Regions from separate parts of the Homo sapiens genome. Here region 1 is linked to region 2. Evidence: chromatin contacts called from ENCODE Hi-C or POLR2A ChIA-PET data. All regions are on one chromosome and are shown on one strand. Each heading gives the region's core, a stretch centred on a gene start or an enhancer-like site at or near the end of the contact. The rest is flanking DNA. Distances are from core to core; before and after follow the strand shown. Region 1 overlaps LOC105370982 (a long non-coding RNA gene). Region 2 overlaps RGMA (repulsive guidance molecule BMP co-receptor a).

What was found. Hi-C counts contacts between places; a loop is a spot of excess contacts on that map. ChIA-PET counts read pairs that join two places held with the same protein, here RNA polymerase II (POLR2A).
Region 1: a loop to region 2 is called in a map of cardiac septum, with 2.3 times the contacts of the local background. The contact joins two enhancer-like sites. A Hi-C loop is called at or near these places in 1 of 168 maps with a recorded cell type or tissue (cardiac septum). POLR2A ChIA-PET finds 5 or more read pairs at or near these places in 1 of 52 experiments (activated naive CD4-positive, alpha-beta T cell).

What each region holds. Positions count from the first base shown.
Region 1 is chr15:93,277,442-93,284,074 of GRCh38, reverse strand. All of the region lies in intron 5 of LOC105370982 (a long non-coding RNA gene), which reads right to left. Among named protein-coding and RNA genes, the nearest start is that of RGMA, 190 kb to the right of the region's middle. RefSeq lists enhancers at 4,661-5,542, 5,543-6,425. Within about 2 kb of position 3,699, at least 6 of the 41 ENCODE cell types and tissues checked have a DNase peak (open chromatin) inside an H3K27ac peak, as active enhancers do.
Region 2 is chr15:93,043,698-93,049,870 of GRCh38, reverse strand. RGMA (repulsive guidance molecule BMP co-receptor a) reads left to right here. Exons shown (of 4, transcript NM_020211.3): 4 at 4,166-6,173. The coding sequence ends at 4,873. Among named protein-coding and RNA genes, the nearest start is that of RGMA, 42 kb to the left of the region's middle. Within about 2 kb of position 2,055, at least 3 of the 41 ENCODE cell types and tissues checked have a DNase peak (open chromatin) inside an H3K27ac peak, as active enhancers do.

The DNA.
Region 1 (6,633 bases), core at 2,450-4,949, 230 kb before region 2:
GCACGGCCTCTGTTCACAAATGAAAGCATCCGTGGAAGTGCCGGGCTGCTTCCTACGCAGCTGTCTTTTATTTCCATAAAGCTGTTCTTTGGCAGAGAAGCAGAGGCTGGTGGCTCTTTCCCTCCAGCCCTGTCCTCCCCACACTGAACTGTATCTGCATTACTAGGCACACACCAAGCACTCAGGATGATCTTCAGTCATCCTGAACCCTGAGGGGGTTATGGCTGGGGGATCCTTGCAGGAGATGAAGAGGATTTCCTTGGCTCATCTTTCCATTCCATGGTTCTCGAGGAGCATTTCCCCAGCAAGAAGATGGCCAAGAGATATCTACATGTACACACACTGTTCTATGCAAGTGATTCTCTGCACCTGAGCAAAGCAGCATGCCAGTAGCAGCAAAGCCATTTGAAGGGCATCATCAACCCTCAGATACATTCACCTCAGCTAAAAACAAGCACAAATAAAGGCTGCCTTTTTCCTACTTTCCTTCTCTTCCCCATTACCAAATGTGAAAGGACAGTCTTCAAACTGCCGAACTGGAGAGGTTGGCATGGGCTTCAAAAGTCAGCCACACTCATCCAAGCCATGCCTCCAACTTTCCAATATGGCGGCCAATATCTCAAGTGCTAACTTCAAGTCTTTCCCTGAATTCAGCTAGCCACTCCCACTTAGGCACAAATTGGAAATGCAGGTCAGTCCTGCAGTGTGTTTCCTAGGAACACCGGTTCGTATTTGGAAGAGCAGAGTCAGAACTTCCACCTCCATGATATGTTTTATCCAAAGCCAAGGCCTCACCTTCCCATGGGACATGTAGGTAAAGGGACCCAGTTTTGACTGTAAGGGCAGAATCATATAAAATTCAAATAGTAACTTTGGTGCATTTAGGAAGTCATGTTGGGAAGGAAAAACTGGAAGCCTTACAGGAACCTCTCAATATTCAAGGTGGGTGTATTTTATAGCAATGTCCACATGTCCTGGGCTGTCCAAGACAGTCAGCCTCCTTTTAAATATGTCGATTGAAATGTCCTGATGTGAGGGTTGGAGTTAGTTGTACACAACAAAATGGCAGAAAAGCCAACAGCAGACTGGCTGGGGGAAGCGGCTGGGGGACATTGAGTAGGTGGGACAGTGCAGCTGGGGACAGAGCAGAGAGAAGTGATGCAGGACCAGCTTGGAGCTGAGGTGAAGGAGGAAAGATGACAATCATTCTTTATAAAAGGACCATCAAAGTTAAATAACAGGCGACCAGAGAAGGAAAGAAATCACAGAACATCATTGTGTGTTCTGTGATCTATTAGGGATTAGATGCTTTCCTTCTCAGATGCCAAAAACAATAAATCTCTGGTTTCATGTTATAAAAATGAACATTTTAATTATTAGGAAATTTTTATTCATACAACATAAGGAAAAAGATAGCATTACAGTACCTAAGGGGCAAAAGTTAATTTACACACTTCACACTCTTTAGGAAAGTAATAACTTTGTTGATTTTTTTCTGATTATAATAAGGATCCTTATTATATGATCCTTAATAAGGATCCTTATTAAATGATAAAAAAGAGAAATCACTAGGAATTATAAAGACAAGAAATATCAACCATAATTTCACCACCCAGCCATCAACATCTGGGTGCCTATCTTTCCAGACTCTTCTATTCACATATATTATTTAATGTAAAAAATGAGAAAGAACTATACATGGTATATCTTGCTATTTCCCTTGTTTTTTTGTAGACATCTTTTCACATCAGCAAATTATCATGCCAAACCCCTATTGACTCCAGTGGGGAAGGCACCAGATTCAAGAGGCTGAAGAAAAGACTCAGAGCCAGAAAACGAGGCATGGGGGCTTACCTGCAGAGGAGGGAGTCCAGTGCTGGTGGGCTGGACAGGAGAACTGTAACCGATTGCAAAAGGCATGCAGTTTATGTAGCAGTTTCCTTTAGTACCTTCCCTCCCAACAGCCTCCTCCTGGCAACCTTCATGCAACCCAAAACTCGGAGCCACAGTCTTCTGTATGGCCTATGTTTTACGGGACGGGCCAGAGGCTCAGATGTTCCTCATAGACAAAAAATGAGTCTCCGTGTTTCCCACTCCCGGATTCCCTAGCTCAGAACACACATTCAGGTGTGTCTGCCATACAAGGCCATTCTCAGTGTGTGCCTACGTTATTGCTAACAGGTGCATTTGTCAGAGGCGTTCAAACCACAGCCACTCCATTTTGAGTGAGAGCCAGGAAAATAAGGCTGGAACTTGCCGGGCTGCACTCAGAAAATTAGGCATTCCTAGCCTCTAAATGTTTACAGTTAAGGGAACAAATTAATAATGTTTACTAAACAGACCCAGATTTGGGAGCATGCAGATATCTTGATATCTGGAGAACAAAAACATTCCTAATTTTGCTTTAAAGATAATATCGATTCTTGCAAAATATTGTAATTAAGAAAATTAATCCTTCATCACGAACCCTTGTAGCAGAGAACATCTCCCCACATATAGAACCGTTTTACCTAGGATGGACACGTTCCTCCTCTTAGTTTCAGGAACGTCCTACTCTGTCTATGGAGTAGCTGTTCTTTCACTGCTTTACTCTCTTCATAAACTTGGTTTTGCTTTTCACCGCAGACTGGCCCTGAATTCTTTCTCGGCGAGATCCAAGAACCCTCTCTTGGGGTTCGGATCGGGACCCTTTCCTGTAACACATTTACCATACACAAATATAAATCTACATCATCATTTACAATGACCCTATACTATTCCATGAGATAACATGCCTTCATTTTTTTAATCCTGGACAGAGAGAAAAGTGTTTCCAATTGAGCTGTATTATAAACACTCCTGAGGCACACATCCTTGTGCATAACTCTTGGCTCTTTGCCTAATTATTTCTTAGGAGAAAATCCCTAGACCTGGAATTGCTGAATTGAGCATTTGCACTTTTTCGAAGGGTGTTGATTGATGTTACCAAGAAGCCCTCTGGAAAGGCTGGACCAATGTCCCCCTTCGCCAGCAATATAGGGAAACATCCTCTCCCTAGACCTTCACCAACTCTGGGCGTTGGAAAACGCTTCTACTTCCGCTCGCACTTTTTTTTTTTTTTTTTTTTTTTTTTTTTTTGACAGAGTCCCTCGCCCAGGCTGGAGTGCAGTGGCGTGATCTCGGCTCACTGCAAGCTCCACCTCCCGGGTTCACGCCATTCTCCTGCCTCGGCCTCCCGAGTAGCTGGGACTACAGGCGCCCGCCACCGCGCCCGGCTAATTTTTTGTATTTTTTAGTAGAGACGGGGTTTCACCTTGTTAGCCAGGATGGTCTCGATCTCCTGACCTCGTGATCCGCCCGCCTCGGCCTCCCAAAGTGCGGGATTACAGGCGTGAGCCACCACGCCCGGCCCGTTGGCACCGCTTTGTCTTGACCTCCAACGTGCCTGGACAGAATCCCCGAAAGGGGAGAGAGGAGACCCAGGCAGAGGCAGGCACTCTGGGTACAGGGAGCTCCTTTCCCCGGCCTTTCTCTTCCCAGGCGGAAAGTGAAAAGGCCCCAGGGGACAATCTCTGTGTCAACCGGAGGTTGGAAAAACTCGAGGGAAAGAAGGGGCCCAGCGTTGTTTGTAACGCGCCTCCTTCACACGCCCAGGTGGAAAGGCTTTCCCTCCCCCTTCGCCTCCTCCGTCCCAAACAACAGCTGCTGGCGTTAGCCGGCGAGGAAGAAAGGGGAAAAGCAAACACAAGGGCGAGCAGGGAACAGCTCGGTCCTGCAGGTTAGAAGGGCAGGCTGTTCCCACCAGGGACCCCCTTTCAGCTGCAAACTGCCGTGTTTGACATTTCAATGCGGCCTAGGGGAGGGAAACGAGGAAGAGGAGAGAGCAAAGGGGGCCGGCCCGAAGACCTGAATAAGGCAAAGGAGACAAAAAATCTGCTTCTCTTTAATTCCAACACTTGTTCTTTCTGCCTTTTCTCCCTCAGCAGAATGTGACATTCAGGAGCAAATGGGTTTTCTCTCACTCTCTTTTTCTTTTTTTTTTCCCTTTGACATTTAAAAACAATATACACTTGGGTGCATTGAAAGTTGGGGAGGAGTTGGGGGAAGAGGGAAGAGGAAGATTGTTTCTGGAAGAATTGAACCTCAGGAAAGCTGCTTTCATCTTCCTTGTGACTTGTCCTGGCAGCCGAATTCCTTTTCATCACTTTGGAGAGGAAACGTGAAAGGACTTGGATTTTGCAAGCAAAAAAAGTAAAGTCTCCCCTATCTAGTGAATGTGCACTGTGGTGGGGGAGGGACTTGCGTATTCCTTGGGAAGGATCTTAGAACATGAAGGGGCAGTATTCCGGTGAAGCAAACCCCAGAAAACAATAGCAACAATACGTCTGAATGGGGGCCAGGGTTAAGCTGGGGTCAGAGCAAGGCTTTTCTCTCCCCACCCATGACTGAGGCTGAGCTTGTGGCACGGGGATGAGCACCACTGCTTCGGGTGGGAGTAGGGGTGAGGGGTGGGGGTGAGGGGGTGCCAGAGCCCAGGCTCCAGCTTTGGCTCCTGGATACACTGCTAGATGGAACAGAAAACACACTTCACGGCCAGGCGCAGTGGCTCACACCTGTAATCCCAGCACTTTGGGAGGCTGAGGCAGGCAGATCATCTGAGGTCAGGAGTTCCAGACCAGCCGGGCCAACATGGTGAAATCCCGTCCCTACAAAAAATACAAAAATTAGCCGGGTGTGGTGGCAGGTGCCTGTAATCCCAGCTACTCGGGAGGCTGAGGCAGGAGAATCGCTTCAACCTGGGAGATGGAGGTTGCAGTGAGCTGAGATTGCGCCACTGCACTCCAGCCTGGGAGATAGAGCGAGACTCCGTCTCAAAAAAAAAGGAAAGAAAACCCACTGCACAGTCAGGCTTGTCTCTTCCAATTTTTCTATCCCTCTCCCCAATTTGCAGATGAGAAAACTAAGGCCCAGGAAGATTAGATAGAATACTGAGAGTCACAGAGCTGGGTGATCCAGGCCCAGGACACAAGTCCTTTCCCTACCAGTGAAAGAACTGCCTCCCTCTCGCTGCCTGCCTCTCCAGCTCACTCCCTCTTCTGTCTATTAAAAAGAGATTGATCCTCCCCTCTCCATCTAAGTCACAGTCATGCAGTCGCAGTGGCTTTCTTCACCCACAACAGAGCAAAAGTAGCCAGGAAATCAAGTGATGTGTCCCCTTGGGGATGGAGAGAGGAGAAATATCACTCAAGCTGGGCCAGGAAATCAACAGGTTTGTGTCAGGCCTCTGAGCCCAAGTCAAGCCATCGCATCCCCTGTGACTTGCACGTATATGCCCAGATGGCCTGAAGTAACTGAAGAATCACAGAAGAAGTGAAAATGCCCTGCCCCACCTTAACTGATGACATTCCACCACAAAAGACGTGAAAATGGCCGGTCCTTGCCTTAACTGATGACATTACCTTGTGAAAGTCCTTTTCCTGGCTCATCCGGGCTCAAAAAGCTCCCCCACTGAGCACCTTGAGACCCCCACTCCTGCCCACCTGAGAACAAATCCCCTTTGACTGTAATTTTCCTTTATCTCCCCAAATCCTATAAAACCGCCCCACCCTTATCTCCCTTCGCTGACTCTGTTTTTGGACTCAGCCCGCCTGCAGCCAGGTGATTAAAAGCTTTATTGCTCACACAAAGCCTGTTTGGTGGTCTCTTCACTCCGACGCGCATGAAAGTTTCAAAGTGAGGGAAAGGACAACAATGTTTTCACTCTGAATTCCCCAAGGACTTCAAATGGCTATGGCTGGGGAGATTTCCTGACCTAGCCACCCTGACCCCTGAGAAATGGCTGTGTTCATGGCCTGGAGAGGTGAGTAACTGAAGGATCGCAGGCCATCAAGCACCAGGCCTGAAGCCAAGCTGCACAGCTGCCATGGGGAGGGCTGGCTGGCTTCTCCGCTCTTGCAGGCCCACGATGACGGCGATGGTGACAGGACTCACTGGGCCACACTGCACTTGTCTCGGGAGGACAGCACCATGCCACCAGGAGCCAAGGGCATGGAAAAATAACGTTCTCCAGTTAGCCTAAGGCAAATGGGAGTCTAGCATTATGCGTATTTTAAAAGATATGACCTTATTCTGTACCCCAAGCTGGTGAAGTGAGAAATATGGATTGTATAAGTTAATGTCTAGACTCCCATCAGAGTATTTTAAACCCCTTTAGCCTCCATGTATGACCAGAAAGGACTAGTCTGAATTTAAAAAAAAAAAAAAAAAAAAAACACTTTTCCTACACCACAAATTATTAGGTAATGGAATAAACCTTTTTTTTTTCAAAAGTAACTTTTAATTTTAGAATGGTTTGGATTTACAGAAAAACTGCCACAATAGTACAGAGAGTTCCCATATACCCATAAACCTCAAGCAATTTTCCCCTGCTAATAATATCTTCTGTTAGTATGGTACATTCATTACAATTAATGAACCAATAGCAATGTATTATTGTTATTATTAACTAACATCCATACTTTATTCAGATAGCCTTAGTTTCTACCAATGTCCCTCCACTCTTGCAGGATACCACCCTGGACACCACATCACATTTAGGCATTGCCTCCTTCAGCTCCTCTTGGCCCTGACGGCTTCCCAGAGTGTCTTTGGTTT
Region 2 (6,173 bases), core at 806-3,305:
CCAGACTCTACCACCCACTGGAACCCACTCCCCTTTCCCCTCTCAGGCAGCCAGAGACTCCATCTGTCCCTGCACACCTGCCCTTGAGGGCCTCTCCTCAGGCTTCCCAGAGTGTGTCCAGCCCCTGCCTGGCCTGACCCTGACCTTGCAGCTATGAGATTTGCCTTCCTGTGCAGAAGCTCCGTGTGCAAGCTGTGTGTGCATGAAGCTGCCCCCAAACACCCGGGCATCACTAGGGGCCTTTATTTGTTTCTCATGATACTGGCAGTATCAGCCAATCAGCCAATCCCTCTGTTCTTGTGGACGATCAAGATCTAGTGTTTTCTACGTGGACATTTTAGCCAGTGTCTTACCCCCGTGGGACAGCCTTCTGTGCCCAGCCTCCTGCTCCATCACCCTCTTCCCATCTGTGCTGCTGATACCCATTTTACAGACAAAGAAACTGAGACTCAGGAGAGGACAGGAACTCAAGTCCTGCGCCTTCCCCTTCCTTTCCCCGCTGGTTAGTTTTCCCCATAGCACTTGCCAGCCTGTCCCTCTGCATGATTCATTTGCTTAGTCTGCGACCCCCTGAAGCATAGGGATCTTCTCCCTCGTGTACCCCGAGCCCCCAGCACCAGGCCTGGCATGGAGGTGGTGCTCCGTAGATAGTAGCTGATGCAGCCTGGGCTCTGCCTCGTGCCCGGTGCAGTGGAAAGGGCCAGGACCCCTTCAGAAGGGGGAGCAGCAGAGACAGGAGCGGCAGCCCGCCCGTGGCTGTGTTGGCAGCGAGCCGCCAGCTTTCGACAGGCCCCCTTCATGCTGTTACTTGCGGTTGAGTCCCTGGCACCGGTGCCAAGAAGAGTCAAGCAGCCTGTCAGCCTTCCAGGAGGCTGTCTCTGCGAGAGATGGTGGTTAGAGCGAAACCAGCCTTTCCTGTTCCAGGGAGACTGATGGCACTTGGAAAGCAGGACGCCGCCCCCCCCCACCCCCAGTGTCTGTGTGGCCCTGCACACCAGGCAGGGACACCAGAGTCCCCCATCCTCCCCCCATGGCAGGACCACCCACGGCCCAGACCACCCTGGCTGGCCCACCTCCGGCACCCCCAGGCGGCCTCCCCACCGAGGTGGGCTGGCCAGTGGGTGGAAAGAAGGAAGAAGTAGGAGGCTGAACCGTATGAAGTTGCCGTTTCCATAGGTCAGGAATGGTAGAGTAGCAGCAATCTCATCAGGTTCGAGGCTTAGGGCTCCATGCTGGATGGAGAGGCTGCAGCCGCAGCCACCTTTGACATCCCACGGCAAATGGGAAGTGTGCCGTGTCCTGCGGCCAGGCTGGGACCCCTGTAGGAAGGGATGCGAGGAAATCGAGTCCGGTCCTCAAGGAACTGTGCGCTTGGGGTCCTCCTGGTGCTGCTGCATGGACTCCCGCAGAGCCCCGACCCTCCGCAGCCTCCATCAGGCACAGAAAGCACAGCGCCGGGTGCCCAAGATGAACGGGCTCATGAGAAGACCGCCATTTCTTGTAAAGTCCTCCAGCAGCCTGCCCCTCGTTCAGCTCCTCCCAGCCTTGCCTGACTAACACATTTTCCTTCTTCAGAAGCCTTGGCCTAGGGTCTCCCTCTGTTCTTCCGGGGGTTCCACACCCCTCAGGCTACCAGTTCTCCCCACCTCATCATCCCGAAATCTTATGCCAATATGGGGAACCCACAAAGCCACAGCAACACGGCCAGGGGCACCTCTAGTGGCTCTGAATACCCCACTGGCTTGTATTACCTAGAAGGTTCTGGAACCCCTTTCCAGGCCTCAGGCCTCTTAGCACCTGGTCCTGAGGCCATGACCCTGGGCCAGCCCGCCCCAAACAGGCCACTCTGCTGCACCCCTGGCCTCCGGGCCCCAGAGAACAGGATGGCCTCATGCTGCATTCCTGGCCAGACCCCACCTTCCACCTTCCTGCGACTCTCCTGCCTGAGCTGAGGTCCTTCTGTGGTTTCCCTGCCTGCCCTTCCCCATCAGAGCAGCTTGTTATTTCCTGTTGCTTTCTAGCACCTCGCACTGTGCCCTCGCCACACATCTGCTGTTAGGCCAGAAACTCCCTTGGCACGCGGCGGCATTGCCCTCTACCCAGAGAGCCGGCAGGCAGTCCTCATGCCTCCCCCAAGTGCCCAGGCAGAGAACGGCTGTGCATGTCATCAGCAGCTCCCCCTTGCTCAGACCCCTTCAGCCTGCAGACCCTCTGAGGCCAGGTTGGGGTGGGATCCCCTGGGAGCTCTGTCAGCCAGCCAGCTAGCTGGCCACACCCTCTCCTGGGTGGGGAGGGATGAGCCCTGACCTACAGAGGGGTGAGGGGTTGGGGCTTAGTGGTGGGGGTAGTTGCCGGGCCTGGGAGAGGGTAGTGCAGCAGATAAAGGTGGGATTTTAGCAGGAGGTCCCAAAAGGCCTGGGTGCCACCTTGTCCCCTTTGCCCCACCTCCCTTCGTGGCTTCAGGCTGGGAGTCCAGGTTCCAGCTGCCCTTGGTCCAGGGGGACCAAGGCACCCAGAGCTCCCATGGCAAAACAGCTGACACCTGGGAAAGGAGTGGAAGAAGGGGTGGTTTTTTCTCTCCCAGTTTCTCTGTTTCCAACCCAGAAACCTGCTTAGGGTTAGGGAGGAAAGAACAGCCAGACGCCACCCAGGACGCGGACGGCAGAGGAAACTCACCTGCTCCCCTGGCCACCGGCCCTCCTCCTCTCAGGCCTCCCACCCTATGGGCTTGTGGCCAAGAGAGCCCAGAGTCTGGAAACGCAGAGTCTAATCCCAGCTCTGCCTCTTGCTGGCTGTGTGACCTTAGGCAAGTTACTGCCTCTCTCTGAGCCTACATTTTCTCATCCGGAAAATTGAGAGTAATGTCACCGACCCTTGCAGTGTCACACGAGACTGGAAGTAATACATGCAGTGCTTAGCATGCTGTATGCAGCCAATGCCTCTGTGTCTGGCTCTCAGGAGAACAGTGCCACCCAGCCAGCTGCTGCTCCAGCAGCTCAGTCCAGCCCCTCACCCCTGGCCACAGGCTCCAGCAGAAAGGAGCCTCCCTGCTCCAGCCCCGGCCAAGGCTGCCCGTTCAGCCTGGAACCTCCATCTCCCTTTTACCGACCAGCACCTTGCTCCTTTCCTGTTCCCCTCCTCCATGACCCAGCTTGGGGACCCCTTTCAGCAGCCTTGGGACAGTGGCTTCTGCTTGCCTCTGCCTGCTTGCATGGATTTTGCCCTATTCATTCTTTCTTTGAGCATCATTTCCCTCCATTCCACCTGCTGTAATGTTCAGACATTTGCTTGGGTCCTTTGTCAGGAATTGTGCTCCAGTACCACTGTCATTATGCAAGATGATGTTTGCAAACCATATTCATTTCCTATCGCCACTGTAGCAAATTAGCATAAACTGAGTGGTTCAAACCAACAGAAATGTTTTATAATTGTGGAGGCCGGAAGTTGGGAATATGTCTCGTGGGGATAAAATCAAGGTATCAGCAGGGCTGGTCCTGGAGACTCCAGGGGAGAATCCATTCATTGCCATTTCCAGCTTTTGGTGGTTGCCAGCATCCCTTGGTTTGTGGCCACATCATTCGAATCTCTGCCTTGTTGAGCACATCACCTTCTCCTCTGTCCTAGTTAGTCAAATCTCCCTCTGCCTCCTTCTTATAAAGATACTTGTGATTCCATCTAGGGCCCACCCAGGTAATCCAGAATAATCTCTTCATCTCAGTGTTCTTAACCTAATCATATCTGCAGGGTCCCTTTTGCCATCTAAGGGAACATTCCCAAGTTACAGGGATTAGGGCATGTTCTTCTTGGGAGCCATTATTCAGCCTACCACACTGGGCTTTTGACCTTTTATTTTTAATTATCTATGCTTTTATTTTTCTGGTTCACTTCCCTATATAGTAAAAGAGCTAGTTTTCTACTTAGGGTAGTGGTCTAACATTTTTCTAAGTCACTTTTTAAAGTAAAAAGGGCAAGTTGTTTTCATTGAAAGAATGTGAAGTGCACAGCTGCGCAGGTGGAACTGATCTGTCCAACCTGGAGAAGGGAGTGTCTGGGGCATCCCTGGGGATCCTTCCTGCCCTCCTCTCAGTCTAGAGCATCTTAAGTGTGGGGCTGTGCCTCCTCCCACTGTGCCTCACCCACTCTCCTCTGCCCCTTTCCCCGGCAGCTCACCATCATCTTCAAGAACTTCCAGGAGTGTGTGGACCAGAAGGTGTACCAGGCTGAGATGGACGAGCTCCCGGCCGCCTTCGTGGATGGCTCTAAGAACGGTGGGGACAAGCACGGGGCCAACAGCCTGAAGATCACTGAGAAGGTGTCAGGCCAGCACGTGGAGATCCAGGCCAAGTACATCGGCACCACCATCGTGGTGCGCCAGGTGGGCCGCTACCTGACCTTTGCCGTCCGCATGCCAGAGGAAGTGGTCAATGCTGTGGAGGACTGGGACAGCCAGGGTCTCTACCTCTGCCTGCGGGGCTGCCCCCTCAACCAGCAGATCGACTTCCAGGCCTTCCACACCAATGCTGAGGGCACCGGTGCCCGCAGGCTGGCAGCCGCCAGCCCTGCACCCACAGCCCCCGAGACCTTCCCATACGAGACAGCCGTGGCCAAGTGCAAGGAGAAGCTGCCGGTGGAGGACCTGTACTACCAGGCCTGCGTCTTCGACCTCCTCACCACGGGCGACGTGAACTTCACACTGGCCGCCTACTACGCGTTGGAGGATGTCAAGATGCTCCACTCCAACAAAGACAAACTGCACCTGTATGAGAGGACTCGGGACCTGCCAGGCAGGGCGGCTGCGGGGCTGCCCCTGGCCCCCCGGCCCCTCCTGGGCGCCCTCGTCCCGCTCCTGGCCCTGCTCCCTGTGTTCTGCTAGACGCGTAGATGTGGAGGGAGGCGCGGGCTCCGTCCTCTCGGCTTCCCCATGTGTGGGCTGGGACCGCCCACGGGGTGCAGATCTCCTGGCGTGTCCACCATGGCCCCGCAGAACGCCAGGGACCGCCTGCTGCCAAGGGCTCAGGCACGGACCCCTCCCCTTCTAGTGCACGTGACAAGGTTGTGGTGACTGGTGCCATGATGTTTGACAGTAGAGCTGTGTGAGAGGGAGAGCAGCTCCCCTCGCCCCGCCCCTGCAGTGTGAATGTGTGAAACATCCCCTCAGGCTGAAGCCCCCCACCCCCACCAGAGACACACTGGGAACCGTCAGAGTCAGCTCCTTCCCCCTCGCAATGCACTGAAAGGCCCGGCCGACTGCTGCTCGCCGATCCGTGGGGCCCCCTGTGCCCGCCACACGCACGCACACACTCTTACACGAGAGCACACTCGATCCCCCTAGGCCAGCGGGGACACCCCAGCCACACAGGGAGGCATCCTTGGGGCTTGGCCCCAGGCAGGGCAACCCCGGGGCGCTGCTTGGCACCTTAGCAGACTGCTGGAACCTTTTGGCCAGTAGGTCGTGCCCGCCTGGTGCCTTCTGGCCTGTGGCCTCCCTGCCCATGTTCACCTGGCTGCTGTGGGTACCAGTGCAGGTCCCGGTTTTCAGGCACCTGCTCAGCTGCCCGTCTCTGGCCTGGGCCCCTGCCCCTTCCACCCTGTGCTTAGAAAGTCGAAGTGCTTGGTTCTAAATGTCTAAACAGAGAAGAGATCCTTGACTTCTGTTCCTCTCTCTCCTGCAGATGCAAGAGCTCCTGGGCAGGGGTGCCTGGGCCCCAGGGTGTGGCAGGAGACCCAGTGGATGGGGCCAGCTGGCCTGCCCTGATCCTCTGCTTCCTCCTCACAACCCCAAGAGCCCCCAGCCCGGTCCATCCACGTCTGGAGTCTGGGGAGAGGAGCAGGGTCTTAGGACTCTCAGCTCTGAGCATCCCTGGCAGGGTCTTCAACCTCTAATCTCTTCCCTTAAGCCCTGTGGCCACACAGCCAGGAGAGACTTGCCGCTGGCTCCCGCCTCATTTCAGCCCAGGGTGCTCATCCAGGGGCCCAGAACAGTCCCACCTGTGCTGCTGTGCCCACAGCACAAAGCCAGGCTTCACTCCCAAAAGTGCAGCCAGGCCCTGGAGGGTGATCCTGCCAGCAGCCCTACAGCTCCACACCCTACCCACCCATCGGCAGCCCCTCTGCTGTTCCCCAGGGACCTCTCATACACTGGCCAGGAGGCTGCAGAACGTGTGTCTCCCCCT